Regions from separate parts of the Mus musculus genome. Here region 1 is linked to region 2. A link is a loop called in an ENCODE intact Hi-C map of the cell type or tissue named here. Cell type or tissue: heart. All regions are shown on one strand. Links, peaks and the distances in the headings refer to the core of each region. The heading gives the core; the rest is flanking DNA. Region 1 has its middle 5.1 kb from the start of Mir181c. Region 2 holds the start of Dcaf15 (DDB1 and CUL4 associated factor 15).

The links. Hi-C counts contacts between places; a loop is a spot of excess contacts. Peaks named below come from ENCODE experiments on the same cell type or tissue, not always from the same donor. Only the 100,000 strongest peaks of a DNase experiment are listed, where the experiment ranks them.
Region 1: a loop joins it to region 2, with 4 times the contacts of the local background. A loop is called at or near these places in 1 of 42 quality-filtered maps.

The regions. Positions count from the first base shown.
Region 1 is chr8:84,182,645-84,185,543 of GRCm38, forward strand. No RefSeq gene overlaps it. Among named protein-coding and RNA genes, the nearest start is that of Mir181c, 5.1 kb to the left of the region's middle. In heart, for the core only: no CTCF peak of the experiment used is centred there; a DNase peak (open chromatin) is centred at 1,197; H3K4me3 peaks cover 1,731 bases; H3K27ac peaks cover 2,019 bases.
Region 2 is chr8:84,103,067-84,105,885 of GRCm38, forward strand. Dcaf15 (DDB1 and CUL4 associated factor 15) reads right to left here and starts at 1,731. Exons shown (of 13, transcript NM_001357322.1): 1 at 1,551-1,731. The coding sequence starts at 1,682. In heart, for the core only: a CTCF peak has its summit at 1,313; DNase peaks (open chromatin) are centred at 745 and 1,835; H3K4me3 peaks cover 2,077 bases; H3K27ac peaks cover 1,669 bases.

The sequences.
Region 1 (2,899 bases), core at 191-2,690, 80 kb after region 2:
CTCAGTATATAGACCAGGCTGTCCAGGAACTCAGAATACCTGCCTGCTTCTCCCTCCCAGATGTGAGATTAAAACTGTGCTCTATCACTTCTGGGCTCCACTGTTCTTAAAGACAGAGTCTCTAAATTGCCCAGGAAGACCTCAGGTTCACTCTGAAACTCAAGTAGGCTTTGAGCTTCCCATCCTCCTGTCTCACTCTCCCAAGGGCTAGGAGGACTGGCCTGTGCCACCAGGTCTACCTCCATAAGGAGTCATGGCTTTATGAGTGACTGTCTCTATGGGTATCTGTGTCAACATGCACACCTGTGTTCTGGTGTTTCTGTGTCAGGATAGCTGGGACCGGCTTTGAGCTCACGAGGGGTGTCCTTATTTGCACACCAAGTTACTACAGGGACCGTCCTGCACCTGTGGTTGTCAGTTATTCTAGATGTGTGAGTGACCAGGTGAGGGTGGGCACTACCAGTGTGGTGTGTCTCTACATTGTGCCCAACCTTCCACTAGTGACTGTTCCTCTGCAGGGGTATGTTCCTGGCCTTTGTGGGTGCAGTGTGTACACGAGTGTCAGTGTTGTGGTTGACTGTGTGCTTAGGAAATTAGATTATTAATGGGATAGTGTGTGTCTGTGTCGTGCGGGTGGCTTTTAGGACTTTGTCTGATGACTTGAGACTAATTTTGGTTTGGCAAGTGCGGCTGTGAGAGGTGGGGGATGGGTGGGAAGGAAATGGGGCAACCCAAGTGTGATGGGGGTACTTTCTCAGCCCCCAGTTAGCTCAAGAAGTGGCTTCTGCGGCCCCCAGCCCCAGCATGCATGCCCTCCGGGGAGAGGTCCCCTGGAAAGGCGCCCGGTCGCTTTAAAGCTAGGGCTCCTCAGCAAGAGTAATCGGGGCCATCTTTCCTTTCTGCAGCCACTTTTGGAGGGTGGGATCTAGTCGGCAAACCTTGTCCCCACGATCACCGTGCAGATGCGGTCTGTACCCCCGGAGGCAGCCTCCCGCCCCGCGCCCCGAGAACAAAGCGCCCCGGTCGGCCCGGCCCAGGCGCTCGCGACCGCGGCGGGTGCAGGCGGCGTCCCGGGCCACACGGCCGGGAACAATGGAGGCCTCGGCCGTGGCCGTGACCGGCAGGTGCGCCCCCCGCCCCGGCCCGCGCTCACCTCGTCTCCGCCGCCGCAGCGCCCTCCGCTCCGCCAGGGTCCGGGAGCCCACCCGGCCGCTCGCGCGGGAAGGGACCGAGCGGTTCGAACCCGCGGCCACGCGCCCGCGCCCCCGAGGCCCCCGCGCGGCACCGGCCGGTGGGTCCAGCTGCGGCCGTGCGCGCCCCGGGCCGCCTGCAAGCCCTCGTACTCCACGCTGCAGCTCGAGGGGGACTCGGGGCGCGGGCAGGGACCTGGGATGCATGCAGCCCTTCTGGCTCGGCGGGAGCACGCGCGCACAAAGGCACGCGGGCCACAGACAGGGAAGGTGCGAGGGGGGCCTTGGGGCGTACACCCGCCGGACGAAGGGGGTGGCGGCCACACACGTAGGGACACCTGGGAGCGGCAGACGCCTCTTTGAGGGACAGCACGGAATGTTCTTAGAACTGAATATACCTAGCCAGAGCCCAGGTTCACAGATCACACCCCACCATGTACACACAACCCAGGCATAGCCTAGGAAAACCCGAAGATTTTCGGAAAAACCTAAGATGTACAGAACACAGCTGGTGAGCCCGTCCACACTGGTAATGCTGGACTCAGGAGCCTGAAGCGGGAGTACCGCGATTCTAAGCCAGCCTGGACTAAGGAGTGAGTTTGAGACAAGCCAGAGCTATAGGTTCTGTCTCAAAACAAACAAAAAAACAAAACATGTCCACAGGGTCCAACAGACACAGTCTCCGCCACTCACAACTAATGGGTACACAAATACACACCTCAGCCTTACATGGTTACAGAGAGAAGCAGGACCACAAGGTAGGCAGGCACCTAACACTTGCTTCTTGGAAGTTGGAGCACACACACACACAGAAACACACAGACACTTTCTCACACTCACACACACATTCTCTCTCACACACACACACACATGCACATATGGTCTTGTACAAGCTCTTCCTGGGATGGGCACACACAGGGGTAAGAGGACTCCAGATCTGTCAGAGATGCATATGCAGAACCCCAAAGTGGCAGCTACCCTGAGCACCACAGGAAGAGAGCACTGCTGAGCGGCTCTGGAATCTTCACACAGACCTCCAAGTGCTCCCAAACATACCCAGTCCTGCACAGGCTCAGTTGAGAGGAAGGTCAAACCAGCCTGGGGCTGAGCCAACATTATACTGCATGTATGTTTGCCCTTCTCAAGTCCGGGGGCTGAAGACTTTAGCCCCCCTCAAACCCAGGCTGTTACCTTTGTGGGCCTGCAGCGCTGGGATTCCTGTCGGCTGCCTGCCTTCCTTTAACTCCTTACTGCATTCCTGCCTCAGTTTCTCCTTGATAGGCTTCCAGACATCCTCCTACTTAGACAAGTCTCCACTGGCCCAGGAAAATTCTCTGGGGTTCAGAGTAAGGCGTATGCGAGGAAATAAATGGGAGTGCATTGTAATTTGGGGGTTGAGGGTGCGGCTCAAGTTGGTGGAGTGCTAAGCCAGCATGCAGAAAGCCCTGGGTTCCATCCTAGCACAGCACAAAAGAAGCAAGGTGGTGCAGCACTCTGGAAATAGAGGTACGAGCATCCGATCAAGGTCAGCATTGCCTACAAAGAACTTGAGGCCAGCCTGAGCTACATGAAACTCAGTCTCAAAGAAAATAAAAAACAGGAACACCAGCTGGGTTGTGGCGCACGCCTTTAGTCCCAGCACTGGAGAGGCAGGGGGATCTCTGAGTTCTGAGGCCAGCCTGGTCTACAGAGTGAGTTCTAGAATAGCC
Region 2 (2,819 bases), core at 1-2,500:
AGCCAGGGCTCTTTAGCCAAGCAGCCTCCCAGCCTCCTTCCCAGAGGCCGAGGCTTCCCCAGGCCCACTGCTGGGGCAGATGGAGACACCAAAGCCAAGTGACCTTACAAAGCACCCCACCCCCACCAAGGACCCAGGTTACATCCCAGCCGTAGCCCCGTTTGGATCCAGAGTCCTCCCAGCCCTAGCCCTACGTCTCCCTGTGGAAGGATCCCTCACTGGGACAACTGACTCCTTCCTGAAAACTGACGCATGAGACTAGGATGTGGGGCCATGCATTTATCTGCCTGCTCCCAATTAGCCCACAAGGGGACCCATCTCTCTCTTGATAATGTAGTTACTGTGCAGACTACAACTCACAGTAGAGGCGAGGACAGCTTGCAGGAGTCTCTATGTCCTCTCACTGCGTGGCTCCTGGGGATCTCACACATTATTAGGTTTGGTGGCAAGAGCCTATACCTATAGAGCCTCCGAACCAAAAGCTCCCAGTATTCCCAATGCTCCAATCCATTATTAAGAAAACCCCTTTCTTAATTAACTGCCAATCAACTGTCACACCCTAAAACATCACCAAGGAAGGATCTGAGGAAACAGGCATAAAGCTGACCACTGGGGAGCTATTCTGGCCCGCCTTCAAAAGATAGCCATCTAGTGGGAAAGAAGGCCTGGCACCTTGCCCCTAGTTCATCTCGACCCATGAAGGGAATGGCTTTGTCAGACAAGCCTTCCTGAGAGGATATAACCCTTGCCCAGGGAGTGTCTAGGCTAAGGGCAGAGCCACAGCCTTGCTTAGGGAGCACCAGGAAAAAGCACAGTTCGCCCTTACCCAGTTCCCAACTTCCTGTGCACATAGACAATCTTGCTCCACAGCTGCCCACCTAACATTATTCACATCCCTGTCCTTTCAGGTGTCCTCTGACAAGGGAGACAGAGCCCTAAGTGGCTTCCACTTTGAGAAGACCTGGCCCTACTCTGGAAACATTCCTCCATTCAATGAGTGAGGCAGACCTAGGTACAAGCACTAGATATAGAGATGGTCAGAGCTTGGACAGACAGGGAGCATCCAACAGAGGCTGCCCATTGTCGGTAGCAGGGGCTCTTCAGGGGTTTGGGGGGGTAGCTCCAACAAGGGGCAGTGCTTTGAAAAATCGGTCTAAACCAAGGTCTCCCCTTCCTCCAGATTCCTCGGACAGCTTCTACAGTAACCCGCCCATCAGCCTCCATCCCCGGTCTTTCCTCCATGATTCTCCCCGGCCTCCGCCACCCAAGCCCCTTCCTTCTTCACTGATCTCGCCTAGCAGCCTTCATTCAAGGCCCCCTGCAGGTGACCCGCCTCACTGGCTGCACACAAGTCACCAACCTTCGCCAGCCCAGCCCGCGCCTCAGCACCAGCCTCCACACCGCCAAACCCATCCCCATCCCCACCGCCCGGCCCGCCCAGCCCCCTCCCGGCCCCGCCCCCCACCTCGCCGCGCCGCCCTCCCTCCGCCGCCTCCCGCGTCCCCTCCTCCTCACAACCGGGCGCGCTCGCCTCAGACGCCAGGCCTCACCTTGACTCGCTCCAGCTGCTTGAGAACGTGTTCCCGCCGCCGCCCCACCGCCCGCTTCCCCCCGGTCCCCCCAGGGCCTCCGCCGGCGCTCCCGGCCCCGCTGTTCCGCTCCGATTTCGAGCTGGGCGCCATTTTCACCCCCTCCCTCCACTTCCGGAGCAACCGGTCCCTTAGCCCCGCCCCTGGCACTTTCTGATTGGCCTTTTCTCCTTACTGCGGCCGGCCGGTTGGGTGACAGCCGGCATTCCTTGTCGCTTCCCGCTACGCTTGTCCATCAAAGCTATCTTGGTTTTTGGTTGGTAAAGATGGTAACAGCTCCCGCCTTATTCCCGCCCTTCATTAAAGATAAACCACTCAGAAACCACTTTGGCGCTCCTCGGCCAAAAAACTTCAACTGAATAGGCGAAGATTTCTGTCAGGCTTGACATTGTCACGCCCCTGAGTGGGTTTCCGTGGAAACCACTGGCCGTCCAGCGGCCTGTGGGCGGGGCTATGGGAACCTGTGGTCCATAAGGGCCAGAATCTCCAGCCCTGGCTCTGGCTCAGGCTGGGAGGGCCGAGGCCTGAGGAGCATCCCTGGGCAGCTAGGGAGGAGACCAGGAAAAGGCGGTGGGGAAAAAAATGGCTCGTTTTAAAACATCTTCCAGGCCGGGCGTGATGGTTCACGCCTTTCCAGCACTTACGAGGCAGAGGCAAGTGGATCTCTTTGAGTTTGAGGCCAGCCTGAGTGAGTTCTAGGATAGCCAGGGCTACACAGAGAGACTCTTGTCTCAGAAAAACAAACAAAGAAACAAAACAAAGCATCTTCCGGACGACGATGACGATGATAGCATCAGACAGATATCATGCTGTTTTTAAAAAAATTAATTTCCATGGGTCAGGCGTGGTTCTGAGTTTGCACCTCCTGTGGAAGGCCTGTTAAGCCTATCATACTAATTAATAATGGTAATAAATATTACGGGACATGACAGCTTCATGCACCAGTTTTGCCTACATTCACTCAATCTCTGCAATGGTCCTTTATTTTACACGTGGAACAGGCATAAAGTGAACTCCCCTGAAGACATGGCACTTGTGTACCCAGACTGCTGGCTGCTCTTTTTACAGCCACATTCGGTTTATTGAGAACCCAGCTAACAGGACAGGTCATAAACAAGGAAATGAGTACCTGTCCTTGAATTCCAGGTATGGGTAGAAAGGCAGTTGGATGCAAAGTAGCTTTGTGAAGCGGGGGAGGAGGAATATTCCAGCAAAGACAAAGGTTTCTGG